Regions from separate parts of the Homo sapiens genome. Here all the other regions are linked to region 1. A link is a contact called in ENCODE Hi-C or POLR2A ChIA-PET data. All regions are on one chromosome and are shown on one strand. The core of a region is the stretch at or near the end of the contact, and the rest is flanking DNA. Distances in the headings are between cores, read along the strand shown.

The links. A loop is a pair of places that touch in the nucleus more often than their neighbours do. ChIA-PET counts read pairs that join two places held with the same protein, here RNA polymerase II (POLR2A). Pooled maps may share reads with other maps.
Region 2: a loop to region 1 is called in a pooled map, with 9 times the contacts of the local background. The contact joins two enhancer-like sites. A Hi-C loop is called at or near these places in 3 of 37 single-sample maps with no recorded cell type and 11 of 50 pooled maps. POLR2A ChIA-PET finds 5 or more read pairs at or near these places in 1 of 52 experiments (activated T-cell).
Region 3: a map of endothelial cell of umbilical vein shows a loop between it and region 1 (2.9-fold over the local background). The contact joins two enhancer-like sites. A Hi-C loop is called at or near these places in 1 of 168 maps with a recorded cell type or tissue (endothelial cell of umbilical vein) and 1 of 50 pooled maps. POLR2A ChIA-PET finds 5 or more read pairs at or near these places in 1 of 52 experiments (common myeloid progenitor, CD34-positive).
Region 4: a pooled map shows a loop between it and region 1 (4-fold over the local background). The contact joins two enhancer-like sites. A Hi-C loop is called at or near these places in 3 of 37 single-sample maps with no recorded cell type and 7 of 50 pooled maps. POLR2A ChIA-PET finds 5 or more read pairs at or near these places in 1 of 52 experiments (activated CD4-positive, alpha-beta memory T cell).
Region 5: a loop to region 1 is called in a map with no recorded cell type, with 2.1 times the contacts of the local background. The contact joins two enhancer-like sites. A Hi-C loop is called at or near these places in 2 of 37 single-sample maps with no recorded cell type and 2 of 50 pooled maps. POLR2A ChIA-PET finds 5 or more read pairs at or near these places in 3 of 52 experiments (GM10248, GM12878 and activated CD4-positive, alpha-beta T cell).

What each region holds. Positions count from the first base shown.
Region 1 is chr6:105,899,392-105,902,214 of GRCh38, reverse strand. No RefSeq gene overlaps it. Among named protein-coding and RNA genes, the nearest start is that of PRDM1, 190 kb to the left of the region's middle. Within about 2 kb of position 1,539, at least 4 of the 41 ENCODE cell types and tissues checked have a DNase peak (open chromatin) inside an H3K27ac peak, as active enhancers do.
Region 2 is chr6:106,163,237-106,165,936 of GRCh38, reverse strand. No RefSeq gene overlaps it. Among named protein-coding and RNA genes, the nearest start is that of PRDM1, 78 kb to the right of the region's middle. RefSeq lists enhancers at 975-1,434, 1,445-1,494, 1,515-1,614, 1,039-1,885, 2,345-2,424 and 1 more. Within about 2 kb of position 1,361, at least 21 of the 41 ENCODE cell types and tissues checked have a DNase peak (open chromatin) inside an H3K27ac peak, as active enhancers do.
Region 3 is chr6:106,308,771-106,311,481 of GRCh38, reverse strand. The region is part of intron 2 of ATG5 (autophagy related 5); the gene reads left to right. Among named protein-coding and RNA genes, the nearest start is that of ATG5, 16 kb to the left of the region's middle. Within about 2 kb of position 1,306, at least 4 of the 41 ENCODE cell types and tissues checked have a DNase peak (open chromatin) inside an H3K27ac peak, as active enhancers do.
Region 4 is chr6:106,194,029-106,196,728 of GRCh38, reverse strand. All of the region lies in intron 7 of ATG5 (autophagy related 5), which reads left to right. Among named protein-coding and RNA genes, the nearest start is that of PRDM1, 110 kb to the right of the region's middle. Within about 2 kb of position 1,413, at least 7 of the 41 ENCODE cell types and tissues checked have a DNase peak (open chromatin) inside an H3K27ac peak, as active enhancers do.
Region 5 is chr6:105,452,062-105,454,792 of GRCh38, reverse strand. No RefSeq gene overlaps it. Among named protein-coding and RNA genes, the nearest start is that of PREP, 50 kb to the right of the region's middle. Within about 2 kb of position 1,277, at least 8 of the 41 ENCODE cell types and tissues checked have a DNase peak (open chromatin) inside an H3K27ac peak, as active enhancers do.

The sequences.
Region 1 (2,823 bases), core at 290-2,789:
ATAAAGTTTCAGGCTAGTTTAATCAAGTCTGAAACCTTACTTGATGGAATTACTCTACTTCTATGTTATATTTTCTTATTCCTAACAAGATTAGTAATCTTTCCTAATATTTATTTTATTTGCTTTCATTTCTCCTCATAGATTCTAAAAGTTATTTTAATGTTTCTGCATTGCAAACTGAAGAAACCATTCATTTGACTGAAAGCAAGGCTTCTATGAAACCAGGAAGGCCTTGTAGTTCTAACAGTAGCTGCCTAACTAGAAATATGTCAGCAATTCTTAGGGAGAAGGGTGCTAGATTTCTTCAATGCCAGTTATCCATTTTATATCCTGAATTTCAGTGTACTGTAACACAAAGTAAATTTCCTATGTACACATGTAAGATTTATCAACAAGGATCTTTTTCACAGCACTGTTGATAATGGCACAAAATCAGAAATATCCTAGGCCGTGCATTTGCCTGTAGTCCGAGCACTTTGTGAGGCTGAGGCTGAAGGATCACTTGAAATTCCTACTTTGAAACTTGAAGTTTCAAGTGAACCAGCCTGGGCAACATAGCAAGAACCCATCTCTTCAAAAACAAAAAAAATTAGCCAGGTGTGATGGCACATACCTGTAGTCCCAGCTACTCGGGAGGCTGAGACAGGAGGATTGCTTGAACCCAGGAGTTCAGGAGTTCAAGGCAACAGTGAAGCATGATGGCACCACTGCAGTCCAACCTAGGCGACAGAGTGAGACCCTGTCTCAAAAAAAAAAAAAAAAATAGAAAAAAAGAAAAAGAAATATCCTAAATGTTCATAATTGGCATTAGCTAAAAAGTTTGTGGTGTTTGTATGGTCTGATATTTTGCAGATATAGAAAATGTGGAAGAATATATAAATGACATAGGAAAATGGTCATGATGTACTGGATGAAAAAATCAGGATCAAAATTAATCATTTAAATAGATATCTCTATCTATCTACCTATCTGTCTAGATATAGATCCAGATATAATTTAAATCGTGTGTGTATATGAAAAACTAAAGTTAAAAAAATAAAATAGAAACAGTGGTGGGATTACAGGTGACTTTTATTTTAGTTTTTGTGTTTTTTCTGCATTTTCCTCCAAAGAACATATATTACTTTTACAACTAGGAAAAGGACCCTTATTTTACACTTAATTTCCCAATATATCAATTTTTATATCATAAAAGATTTTATTCCTTGCCAGGATGAAGCTAAGGGGGAGATTCATGCCTAAGCAAAGGAGAAAAAAAAAATCAAGAGGACAGCACTCAATAAACACCTAATTTTGTTTCTGATCTTGTGCCTGTTTGAAGCGCTCACACTTGTTTTGACTCAGCTAGATAAGTCAGCTCCTCTAAAACAGTCACAATTTCCACCAGCTGTTTTGGATGTTTGAGGTTATGTTTTTGTTTTAGTGAACTTCACTGCCTATCCCTTGAGCTAGCTTAGGAACAATTGCAAAGGAAGTCTTTGAGGCCGACTCAGAGGAAAGCTGCTAATCTTATGACATCCACAAGGATTTGAACAGGCAGCTCCATCTGTGTTGTTTCTGTTTTTCTTCTAGGGCAGGTCTCGATGGCAGAAAGATGGACACTTCTCAGGTCTAGTTGTTGCATGGTGTGTTCCTGACCACAGCTGTACCCAAGGAGTCTCACAGATTCCTCAGGAGGCAACAGGACGTTTATCAACGAAGATGTGAGAAACCCATGCCGGGTACCGTTTACGAACCCTGCCTGGGTTCTGTTTTCCGTGTAGTAATTCTTTTCCACGAGTTCAGGTTTATGAGTGCTCAGGCAGGAAGCTGTTTATCACTGAAAGCCACCAAAGGAGAGGTGTTATCGTCTTTACCCAAGACCTCTGAGACTTTCCTTTGAATTAGGAGCTGGGGGTTCTCGTTGCATGATATGGCAGAGTTTCTGGAAACTGATTTGGGGAAGAGGAAGCTGACTTATATGGGAGTCACCCTCTCATTTGTCGTTCTCCAGCACCCCCTCCCCCATCATGCTTTTTCAAAGAAAAGAAAAATGGTGACACTTCTAGTGAGAGGTGGGATTTAGTTAGAAATGTTCTAGGGCTGAGTGAAGGTTGATCTGACTTTTGAAGCTCACCTTTGAGGGTTGCTGCCTGTTTTCATTTAGCATTACTTAACAATGTGCTTTGCTCCCCTTGCTGCCATTTAAAAAATTCCATTCTATCTGGATGCAGACTAACCAGGCTCAATTTTGTTATTCTTATCTTATTTGGAAGGTTGTTTGCAAACAGTCACTCCATAGAGCATCTACTATAAGTCAGCCACTGTGCATGGCCACCAACAAAACTGTTATAAAGAGTGTAGTTCTTACATGCAGAGAGCTCACAGAGGAGGGAAAGGAGGTAAGTAAACAGTGGTGAGGCTAGGCGCTAAGTGCTACACTAAACAAGTGATCTGTTAGGGAAAATTTTATTCACTGGAATTCCAGAGGGGCTGGCAAAGGTATCAACCTGGCAGGTCTGTCCATCTGGAGAGAAACCATTAGAGCAGTTGGTTACTTAGGTACCCTGGAGCAGAGCAATGCATGAGTTGGCTAGTAGAACTCCCTCTTATTTTAGGCTGGACGCAGTGCCTCATGCCTATAATCCCAGCAGTTTGGGAGGCCGAGGTGAGTGGATCACTTGAGGTCAGGAGTTCGAGACCAGCCTGGCCAACATGGTGAAACCCCATCTCTGCTAAAAATACAAAACTTAGCCAGGTGTGGTGACAGGCACCTGTAATTCCAGCTACTCGGGAGGCTGAGGGAGGAGACTCGCTGGAACCTGGGAGGTGGAGTTTGCAGTG
Region 2 (2,700 bases), core at 112-2,611, 260 kb before region 1:
CCATCTAACCAGTCTTTCCTTGTTGCCTTTTATATACTAAATATGATTCCTAGGGGGTAAATTTTTTTTAAGGTGTTAAATACCATGTCTAGGCAGATTCAGCTCACCCAGAAGACTAGAATTGGCAGCTATGCCTCCTGCTCTCTGCTTTGATTCAGAACCTGTGCTATGCTATTGTCAAGCCTGGGTATTGTACCTTCTTGGTCCATTTTTGAATTTTTCATCCATTTTGACCAACACTGTTTAATTCCTGCTTTTTTTTTTTTTTTTTTTTTTGAGACGGAGTTTCATGCTTGTGGCCCAAGGTGGAGTGCAATGGTACGATCTCAACTCACTGCAACCTCCACCTCCCAGGTTCAAGCGATTCTCCCGCTTCAGCCTCCCAAGTAGCTGGGATTACAGATGGCCACCACCATGCCTGGCTAATTTTTGTATTTTTTTGTAGGGACTGGGTTTCACCATGTTGGCCAGGCTGGTCTGGAACTCCTGACCTCAGGTGATACACCTGCCTTGGCCTCCCAAAGTGCTGGGATTATAGGTGTCAGCCACCGCGTCTGACCAATTCCTGCATTTTTTAAAATGACAAATGACATGGTCAAGAAAGCCTTTCTGCATTTCCTTTCTTTGGTCTTCATTTATTCATTCAACCAGTATTCTGTTACTGTGTCCTCTGAACAGTCTCAATAAAATTGTTGCTGCTTGGTGCTTTGTGTATGTGCACCTGTTCCCTCTCCTAGGTTATGAGAACAAAAGCCAAAGATCCTATTTTAAAATTTTTATTTATTTTCTTAATTTTTTGCATCACCCACAAGACCACAGGCAAAGCCTGCTTGGGAATGAACTCGTGAAGAGCTGTGAAGCACAGATGGGTCTCTCTGGTCTTTTCCCTCTACTTCCATCCCCCTTTCTATTCTTCTAAGAGTCTCACAGACCCTTTCCATCTGAATTTAGTTAGGCCTCCAGCAAGCAGAGACACAGATTTCACAGTCAGGTGCTGCTCCATGCTGTACTGGGGTGATGCCCCAAAGGTGTTCTTGGCCCCGGCCTTCAACACCCTGTGTTGATGTACTTGGTGGCAGATTCCCTGCCATCTCCCCAAATGATCGTGTCTTCTCTTCACATCTCATTATGTTTTCCTTGGCCTGATTCCTTTCCTCCTACCCAGTCTGATTCGTCTGCCTTTTCCTGACTCCCTTCCAGGCCACCCCTTCCCCTGGCCTCTCTTCGTACCTTGGCCGTTAGTCTTGCTTGATGCCTCTGTATGCCTCACTTTGGTTTCTGTTCCCCCTTATTCTTTTTCTTTCACTTTCCCCCACCCACCCGTCGTTTTTAACAGTGTCATCATGACTTACAGTGTGGGAACATGATGCTTGCTGTCTCCCACATTACATAGCCGCCCCTGGATTTCATGTGACCAACATTCCTTCCCCTAACCCCTTGGGCAGGATAGAAACTCCCCCACTGCCAGAAGCCGGGGCCTAGCCCTCATCGCGAGTCCCGCTTCCTGCCCACCTCAGGAAGCAAGGGCAGGGCAGAAGATGGAGGCCAGGGCCACAGAGTTCACCCCAGACCTCGTGTCAGATTCTGTGGGGCAGTGTGAGCTGGGTGTGACTCAAGGCACCACTCACAGCAGCTTTACTCTGTGAAAGCACGAAACAGGGAGGGTCCTCATAAAGGAATGGCAGGGGCTGTGGGGAAGAGGTGGGGTAGCACATATGACTGAGGCCAGGGAGGTTTCTAGTGCTGACATGACTTGGCCTCCTCATCCACAAAACTCACTTGAAACACCAGAGCTTGATGAATAACAGCGTCCCAGTCATAAGCAGAAAGAGCTCTTCCCTTTTTCTTCCGTCAGCCCTCACACATACCGCTTGTGCAATCTGTTCTTATGTGAAGGTTTGCAAAATCGTCCAAGTGGAGGATGGGTCTGGGATTTCTTGGACACATATCCATCCTGGAGGGCCAGACATCAGCCAGGGCAGCTGGAACAACCTGGACTGTCACAGTAGGAGGGGACGGGGGGTGTCAAGGCTGCTGGGAATGGGGCCTTCTAGCACTCGGTTTCAGAGAGCAATAAATGGAGTTCTTATTTCAAACGTGCAAACCGGATTTGGTCAAATACTCTCCCTGTGAGGCAGCTGCCCTTTGAGGCTGTGGACCAGAGTGGAAATAAAGCTCCTGTCTGACAAAGGATAGGTTTCCTTGACCCTTTCTGCTGACTATTCCACTTCCTGCTGGTTTGCTGCGTTGATCCTTGGGCAGCAGCCCCAGGGGTGCTTGCTGCAGCAGAGTGAAAGTGATTGCCAGCCTGAGCTCTACAGGCTGACTTTGGGCTCTGCAGGCACGTTCTTCCCCTTGCTTATTTTCCACTGCTGTTTGTGAGTCAAGCTCAAGGGCCACGCTGAACAGGCTGCTGGAGGAAAGGAGTGAGCCAGGTCTCTTGATATCTTCTAAAGTCTCAGAAAGGAAGTACAGACCTAATTCAGTGCCCTCTCCTTTTCTCTTCAAGTGCAGGTGGTTAAAGTCCCCCTGATATGGTTTGACTATGTCCCCTAAAAAGCATGTATTGGAAAATTAATCCCCATTGTAACAGAGTTCGGGGGTGGGGCCTGATGAGAGATGATCAGGCCATGAGGGCAGAGTGAATGAATTAATGCCGTTACTGCAGGAGTAGGTTGGTTATAAAAAGGGAGTTTGGCC
Region 3 (2,711 bases), core at 57-2,556, 410 kb before region 1:
TCCCATACCTACACACACCCAGACTTCCACACTCACCCATGTTCATTTCACTCCTATTTGTCTTTTGACTCTTTGCCTTAAGATACACTTCGTGTCAAGGCCTCCCGTGAAACTCAAGATCAGGTTAAATTCCTTTGCTACTTGCTCTTATAACATTCTTTACTTCCTCCCTGCATTAATCACATTTGTAATTTTGTTTTTTTGTATCTTTTTTGCTGTCTAACCTGTATGCTGTATAAGGGGAAGGACTCTTCTGTCTCTTTCAATGTTGTATCCTCATTGCCTAGTATGATGCTTTACACATTGGAGTGGAACAGAATTCTAGTATGTTTTACTTCTATTTTTGTCCTAGAAAGGTCTCTAATTTTAAAATTGAAAATTGTTGGACAGAATTGGACTTGGCATAAAGAATTAAAATTATGGGCAACTTTTTTGGAAACATAAGTATTCCATATAATTGCATAAAATATGTATTCTTTTAAGCTGTATAGATAAAAATGAATCACTTGTATCAGAGTCATGGAATACTTTATACTAGGGCTAAATGAGGAATAAGAGAATGATAGTTTCCATTGTAGCTGACAGTATTTCCAAATGTGGTTAATCTTATTCAAAGTAAAAGAACTAAAAGAACATTGAAGACATATGTTAAGTGAAATAAACCAGGCACTAAAGGACAAATATTATATGGTTCCACTTAAATAAGGTACCTAGAGTAGTCAAATTCATAGAGATAGAAAGTAAAATGGTGGTTACTGGGAGCTGGGGAAGCAGGGAATGGGGAGCTACTGTTTAATACGTACAGTTTCCATTTAGCATGATGAAAAAGTTCTGGAGATGGATAGTGAATGTATTTAGTATTACTAAACTGTACACTTAAAAATGGTTTAAATGGTAAATTTTATACTAGGTATATTTTACCACATTGAAAAAAAAAGAACTTAAACCAATGAAATACACCTAAGAAAAACAATGAGTAGTATATATAGTCTGCAGGTAAAAGACAAGAAGATGATGTCTTTTCATTGTTGTTTTCATTTTTATTTGTTTAAATATTTCCTAGGTAAATTGTATCTATATGTACTATAGAATAGTCATTCTTAAATCTTAGAGTGATTTCTTAGTGTTTCTATGGATATATTAGTTAAAGATTACTCCCACAGGCCAAACGGAACAGAAAATTGCAGCTACATTTCAGTGTGGATTCTGCCTTAAAAATGAGTATTCTTTTAAAATTACAGTTGTTGGCTCTGCCTCACTTAACCATTGGCATCTCTGACTCATTCAGCAAATATTTATTGTGTGCCTCCTTTAAAGCAGGCACTATTTTGGGCAGTGGAAATGTAGCATTGAACAAAACAGACAAAAATTCCTGTCTTAATTGAGGTTATAGTCTAATGTTCTTTTTTCCTTATTGTAAAAAATATTTTATTTCATAAAAATCATTTGTGAGTTCTTTAGCAATTTTGAGTGAAGCCAAGGCATGTAATACAACACTCTCCAAAATCAGGAGCTGATATATCCATACCCATTAGCTGTGGTGTTTCTTCCCTCCTACTGTCTCCATAAGTTAATATTGTTTTCTACAGAATAGATTACTATGTAATGCCCATTAATCATTTTTAAATTAAAGTTCAAGGTTTGCTAAAAGAGACCTTATTAGACTAATAGATTATACTTACATATTTTTGAAAACAGCTAGTTTGCGACGCTGTTTTGCTTTTTTAAAGAGACTTTAATGTCACATCTGTATTTGTCATTTCTGAAAGACTACACTGAATCTTTTCTCTGCCATTTATTTAAGAATAGCATGATATTGGCAAGTTATTTAAAACAGGGGCGATAATACTTCCTGTGGGGGAAAAACTGCTTTTTCTTATATTAAATAGTAAGAATTCCTTTTTCTTTCTTCACTAATCACAGTTATTTCTTTATAAAAGAATAACTTATATTCTGTTGAATGCATAATACTATTCAGCAGCTTGTTCATAGTATTTAGTTCCTTGTATTCCATACTGGAGCATGCCAACTATCTCCCTCCCATACCCCTGTATTCTGTAGCCCCTAGGATCAATGTCACGTTCTCCTACCTAGTTGGTTGGTACCTATTATCTTGGACTCCCATGATTAAATATAAATTCCTTCAACCAGAATATCTCTTTCTGTATATATTTGTCAGCTTAGTAGTTCTACTTGATTTATTAGTCAAAAGATATCACCTTGAATAAAAAGCATGAAAGATGATGCGGTTATAAAAGCAGCCAAAAGAATAACAAAGCAGTTTTATCAGCAAAAGAAATCAGACACTTAGGAAAGCAAGAAATGGCTAGAGTGTCTACTGCAAAGGAGGAAAACCATAAATTTTTGCCAAGCTCCTTCTTTTATCTACTTGTCGGTTCTTTATATAAATCATAATTGATTTTCCAAAACACTCCTGTTTTATTTTTGGGTACCTTTTCTGGGGAAAAAACACTGACCAGGTTCTTCATACTGTTTTTTTTTGAGGCTTTACCTAGCTCAGCATTCTCTCTCAGCCTTCAAAACATGATGGACTGGTTGAGAAGATTTGATTGATAAGTCAAAGTATACTTTAGAACTTGAGTTGATTATCTTCTTAGAACAGTTTAATTGACTCAGATGAATCATTTTAATTTTTAAGTTAAATTTTATAGAACCAATAAGTATCCTAAATAGTATGACATCTAATTACA
Region 4 (2,700 bases), core at 164-2,663, 290 kb before region 1:
TTTTTTGAGACTGATTCTCACTCTGTTGCTCAGGCTGGAGTGCAGTGATGCCATCTCAGCTCACTGCAACCCCTGCCTCCCAGGTTCAAGCAATCTTGTGCTTCGGTCACGCAAGTAGCTGGGATTACAGGCATGTGCCACCATGCCTGGCTAATTTTTGTATATTTGGTAGAGACGGGGTTTCACCATGTTGGCCAGGCTGGTCTTGAACTCCTGGCCTCAAGTGATTCACCCACCTTGGCCTCCCAAAGTTCACTCTCTTAATTTTTGCATGATTGTGCCAAACGTCTCTTAACCACTTAATTGCAGAAATAGGTTTAGAACACAGGTCTCCATCTCCTGGTGGTCTTTTGGTTTTTCCACTTTACTATGCTGCCATTTGTTTTTGTTTTCTTTCTTTTTAACTTTTTGGTTTAGTTTAAAATAACATTCTGAAATACTTGCTTTTTCCTTACTCTTTATTTTACTTTCACAAATCTTAGTCTTCAATTTGTGTTTAGTATCTAATCTGCCTACATGCTCTTCTCTCTTAATAATATTTCTGATATGATCTTAGGAACCTGAGTGTCTACTGTTTTTATTTTGTTTGTTTTGTTATTTTAGTGTTCCTATATATAATCCTGACCACTCTTGTTGAATTTTTTAAATGGTGATTATGAACATCAGACACGTAAATGAAAAGCATTCAAGTGCTTTGAACTGACACTCTCAGAATACACCTTTATTCTGCTCTTATACCCAGGTTACAAGACAAGATTAACGTGACCCTACACAAGAAAGGCACACAAATTTGTGAAGCTGTTCTTTTAAAAGAGATTCTTTGTTCTGTTAAATTTCTAGGCTGCTCTACGTGTACATCCTTTTCTAGGGGATACACAGTGTGACTTCCCTTGTGGTTTTTTTTTTTTTTTTTTTTTTTTAGAGGGGAGCAGTGAGGCAGCGCAGCCACACAACCTAATCCACAAACCTTCCTTTTAGGTGATTTCAGGTGCTGTAGGTGAGTACATCTGTGTGACAGACTTCTCCCCATGCAAACTGTCAAATGCTTCTCTTGACTGCAGAACACACACTTCATTGAAATGACATAGATAATGCCTATTCTTTTCAGGTATTTTTGATGGTATCTTTCATACCAGGAGGAAGCCACATCTCTAACACATCTCAGTATCTTTTCTTTAGAAAAAAACTTTTATCTTTGCTTCTTCTTTTTATTACGTATTAAAAAAAATTGTCATTTAAAAATCTATGTAGAGTATCCAAAACATCGAGTCACTGTTTCAGTAAAAAACTGTTTACTGCCTGGTTCAGTTCACCTGTAGTATTGTCAGATGTGTCAAACATGAAGCATTTTGACACACCTGCATTCAACTTAAGTTGAAAGCGAAAGACTTTAAGATTGGGTGTGTATGGATAAGAACTTGCTGTCATCACATGATGAAAAGAGAAAGTACTTCATAAAAGTTATGTGGCACCATTGTCTTCTACTCCCTACAAGTGATTCAGTGATGAAAGAATTTTGTCTGATTTCATCATATGAAAGTCAAATGTACTAGTATTTATGAATACGTGCTTTAGGTCATTGTTCTTGTGGAGTAACTAATGATGAGCTGCTGCTTGTGGAGTAACTAATGATGAGCTCTTTTGTGTGTTCCTTTCTTTTTTTGTAAATGGCTAAGGGAATTAGTCAAGTTGGAGGTAACAGGAAATGACCAAAGGTGAGCTCAGGTAAATTGTTTTTGTCGTTTCAGCTGTAGTTAAAATGACTCAGAGATCTAAGCTTCTGTGCCAGACCTGAGTGAAATATTTTTTTCTTTGTACATTAAAAATAACACATCAAGAACATTTATTTTTACCTTGGAGAATACAAAACACCTATAAGCTTTACCCAATTATACTTCATTTCCCAGTCTTCTAATGTAATGTATAACAACGTGGTAAGCTAGGCGGGTGGATCACCTGAGGTCAGGAGTTAGAGACCAGCCTGACCAACATGGTGAAACCCCGTCTCTACTAAAAGTACAAAATTAGCTAGGCGTGGTGGTGCATGCCTGTAATCCCAGCTACTTGGGAGGCTGAGGCAGGAGAATTGGTTGAACCCAGGAGCCAGAGGTTGCAGTGACCTGGAATGCGCCATTGCAGTCTAGCCTGGGCACCAAGAGTGAAACTCCATCTCAAAAAAAAAAGAAAAAGAAAAAGAAAAGAAAAAATGGTATATTCACATTTTTTTCTCCTTTGCTGTATATGATTAGATTATGTTAATAAAGTGAATTAGTTGACAAGATAAATTTTTTTCAGACATGAAGCAGTTAGAAAAAGAAACATATAAATCTCATGCTGACCGTATAAAGCAGATACTTTTAAGTATTTGGACAAAATTGAAGCTTGTTAGTATCTCGTGATTTGAGATAATATTTGAGCAATAATCACATTTGTCAGTGTGATGGCACTGCCCCCGGAAGAATAGGCACTCAGTTTGCAAACTCATGCCACAGGAATAAAAAAAACTCCAATTCCCAAACCTCATCAGATTGCGGGTTTTACAATTTCAGTAATTCTTTAGATATTCATTTAGAATTTGAATTAGAAGGAACTAGTATCTCTGTACCTTCACGCTATTTGATTTGGGCAATAATAATGCTGATTATTTTCATTCTCCACTACTGGAAATGATGACATTACTGGACTGACAGAAGATGCTTC
Region 5 (2,731 bases), core at 28-2,527, 450 kb after region 1:
TTGTTAAAATGGTATATAACCCCTGAGTCTAACTGCTTGTTTGGGGTTTTCGCTTCTTTCCTATGAAGCCCCTCATGCCACATAAAAATATTTACATCAAATAAAATTTGTATGCTTTTCTCCTGTTAATATGTCTTTTGTCTGCTTGATTCACAGGCTCAGCTACAGAATCTAGGAGATTAGAGAAAGGTTTTTCCTCTCCTACAAGTGTAAATGGGAGGAAAGGAATAGGGGATTCTTCCCTCACTGTTGTTGTTGTTGTTTGGTGCAACACAAATATTACTGAATTTCTATGAGTTAAATGAGGTTTTGTTGCAACTTAAATGTAGGTTCAAAACCATGTTATAGAACTCAAGAAATTAGAGATATTAGCCTTAGAATTATATATTCACAGAAGACCCCAGAGCTATCTTAAAATATTTAAAGGACTACCCATTGACAGAGGAATTAGAACAGAGATGGCCATTTCAACAACTAGTCATGGCTGTCTGGAGCTCTGAATTAAAAAGAATGTGAAGCAGTATCCAAGCTCAGTGGAAAAAATTCTGCTTGACAATGATGTCTGTCAAAGCTTGAAAGAAAGCCAGTACCCATGTGTTGAGAACAGAATGGCTATAGCTGACAAATACTAAGCATTTGAAAGAGGAGTTTATGTGGGGTTTGGAATGCCATTTTCTCTCATGCACACTAAGTCAAGAAAGTTTAAAGGGGAGAGAGAAAGAGAGAGAGAGGGAGAAGAATAGAACGATTCTTCAGAAATGAGAGCACTTACAATTATAAACAGCATTCTCTTTCATTCCTGGTAAGTTTCCACTTCCTTTTGCATTTTCTCATAAAGAAATCCATGTATCCTTACAGTAAATTTTCTTGTTTAGCTTTAGCTAGTCATCTAGATTTCTGGTTTTTGCAGCCAAACAACCCCTAAGAGATCTATGTCTTAGTGGGGCCAATTTCAATCCCATTTAATTCAATTCAACCGATGTTTATTGAATACCTATTGTGTCTCTTATACCCAATAATTGGGGTTGAGTCTTGAATCTGGCCTATGACTGGAATCTATGAAAGATTCAAAGGGAAAAATAGGCATAGGTTATGATGAGCTATAAAAAAAGAAACGAGACAGAACATAATGTAGAGTTCTTAGCTCTCCCCACCCAGATTTATGTTCTGAGTTTTCTTTAACATTCTGTCCAATCGAGTGCGAGTGGGCTGAGACGTGGGTGGCAGAGCTGAGACACGGCCCCTCTAACTGTCTCATGTACAAACTTGAGGGGTAAGAGGAAGTTTGACACAGGAAATAACAGCCAGCAGCCGGGCTCTCTGACGAACACTACCCAGTGAAGCCTTTTAATTAGGCAAGATCATTTTTGTTAAATCTGCTCAGAAAATACTGCCTTAATCTCTGAAGATAATAAACCTCATTTAAAGTCCTGAGTTGACTCACTGTCCATAATGACTGAGATACAAATAGAGCTTTTATCCTGCAAAAACCATTACCAGGACACAGCCAATTAAGAAATTAACCAAAATCTCCATCCCCAGTTAGAGTGCTTACCTCTAGGAAAAGCCTGAGGGGAATTATAAAGACACAGTTTCTATGTGTGTTCTAATGCCAAGGTCCAAAGCAAAGGAAACCCAAACCAAATCAAAAATTGAGAAGGAAACTGTTTTAATTGATCATGAGCCGCCAAACTTCCTCTTCTGCATTATCTGTGTTTAAGTAATCCAATTAGTTTGACCTCATATGAGCAAGAGAACCCAAGTGCACATCTTTTGAAGTGGTTGTTTGGGGGTATCCTGAAAATTCTTAATATCAATCCCAGGAACATCTAAATGGTATTTTCCCCTGCACTCCTACCAGCATAGTGGAAATATCAATACCACAGGTGGGGTGCGGGAGGAGGATATTTGCTTTTTGCTATTCACTATCACGTATACACACACACGTACTTTTACCCACATTATGGAATTACTAAAAACAATGTGTGGCTCAGACTAACCATTCCACGTTGCAAATAATATCAAAATGGCTCCAAGTAGCAAAGAGAGCCAAGCGTGAGTGTCATGTATGAGCTGATGCTGCTGGTAAAGCCTTGCTTTTCCATACATAGAATGTATCACAAGAATCTGGCCTGGAGGTGCCAAAGTAATGGATGACTCTTACTCCAGCAGAGGGTCTTGGCCATTTACAGCTGAAGGAATGTGCTAGTGGCAATGCTGCCCTCTTTTGGAACAGGGTACAGAGATGGGTCTAATTACCAGCTACTTTTGTGAAAAGCAGTAATAATAAATTAAAGACGATGCAGTGATTTATCCTCACCAATGACTCCTCTATCTTTTCATCAAGACAGTAGTGGTCCAGAGTCTCTAGTGGTTTTCTTTAAGTGTTGGAATAGAGAGTGACTAAAAGTATACATGAATAGCCCTCAGGAATAACTCGTCTGAAAGGCGAGTTATTCTCTTTTTTGCTCTTCGCATCTATAGCTTAGCATGCAGCCATTGATTACATACTTACTGCCAGGAATTGGTGAAAGAGTGCAAATAGAGGGCCATATTCTAAATGTCTAAATAGTTAAAGGTTATAAAGCAAGCTAACAAACTGCTAAAGAAAACAGATTCTATCCTTCTGCCTCGACAAATTTACCTAAGTGACCTGGGGGCCTGGGTTAAATTTAGAATTTTTGGATTCCTTGGAATTTTGTACCAGAACATTCTACTTGTACTCTACTAC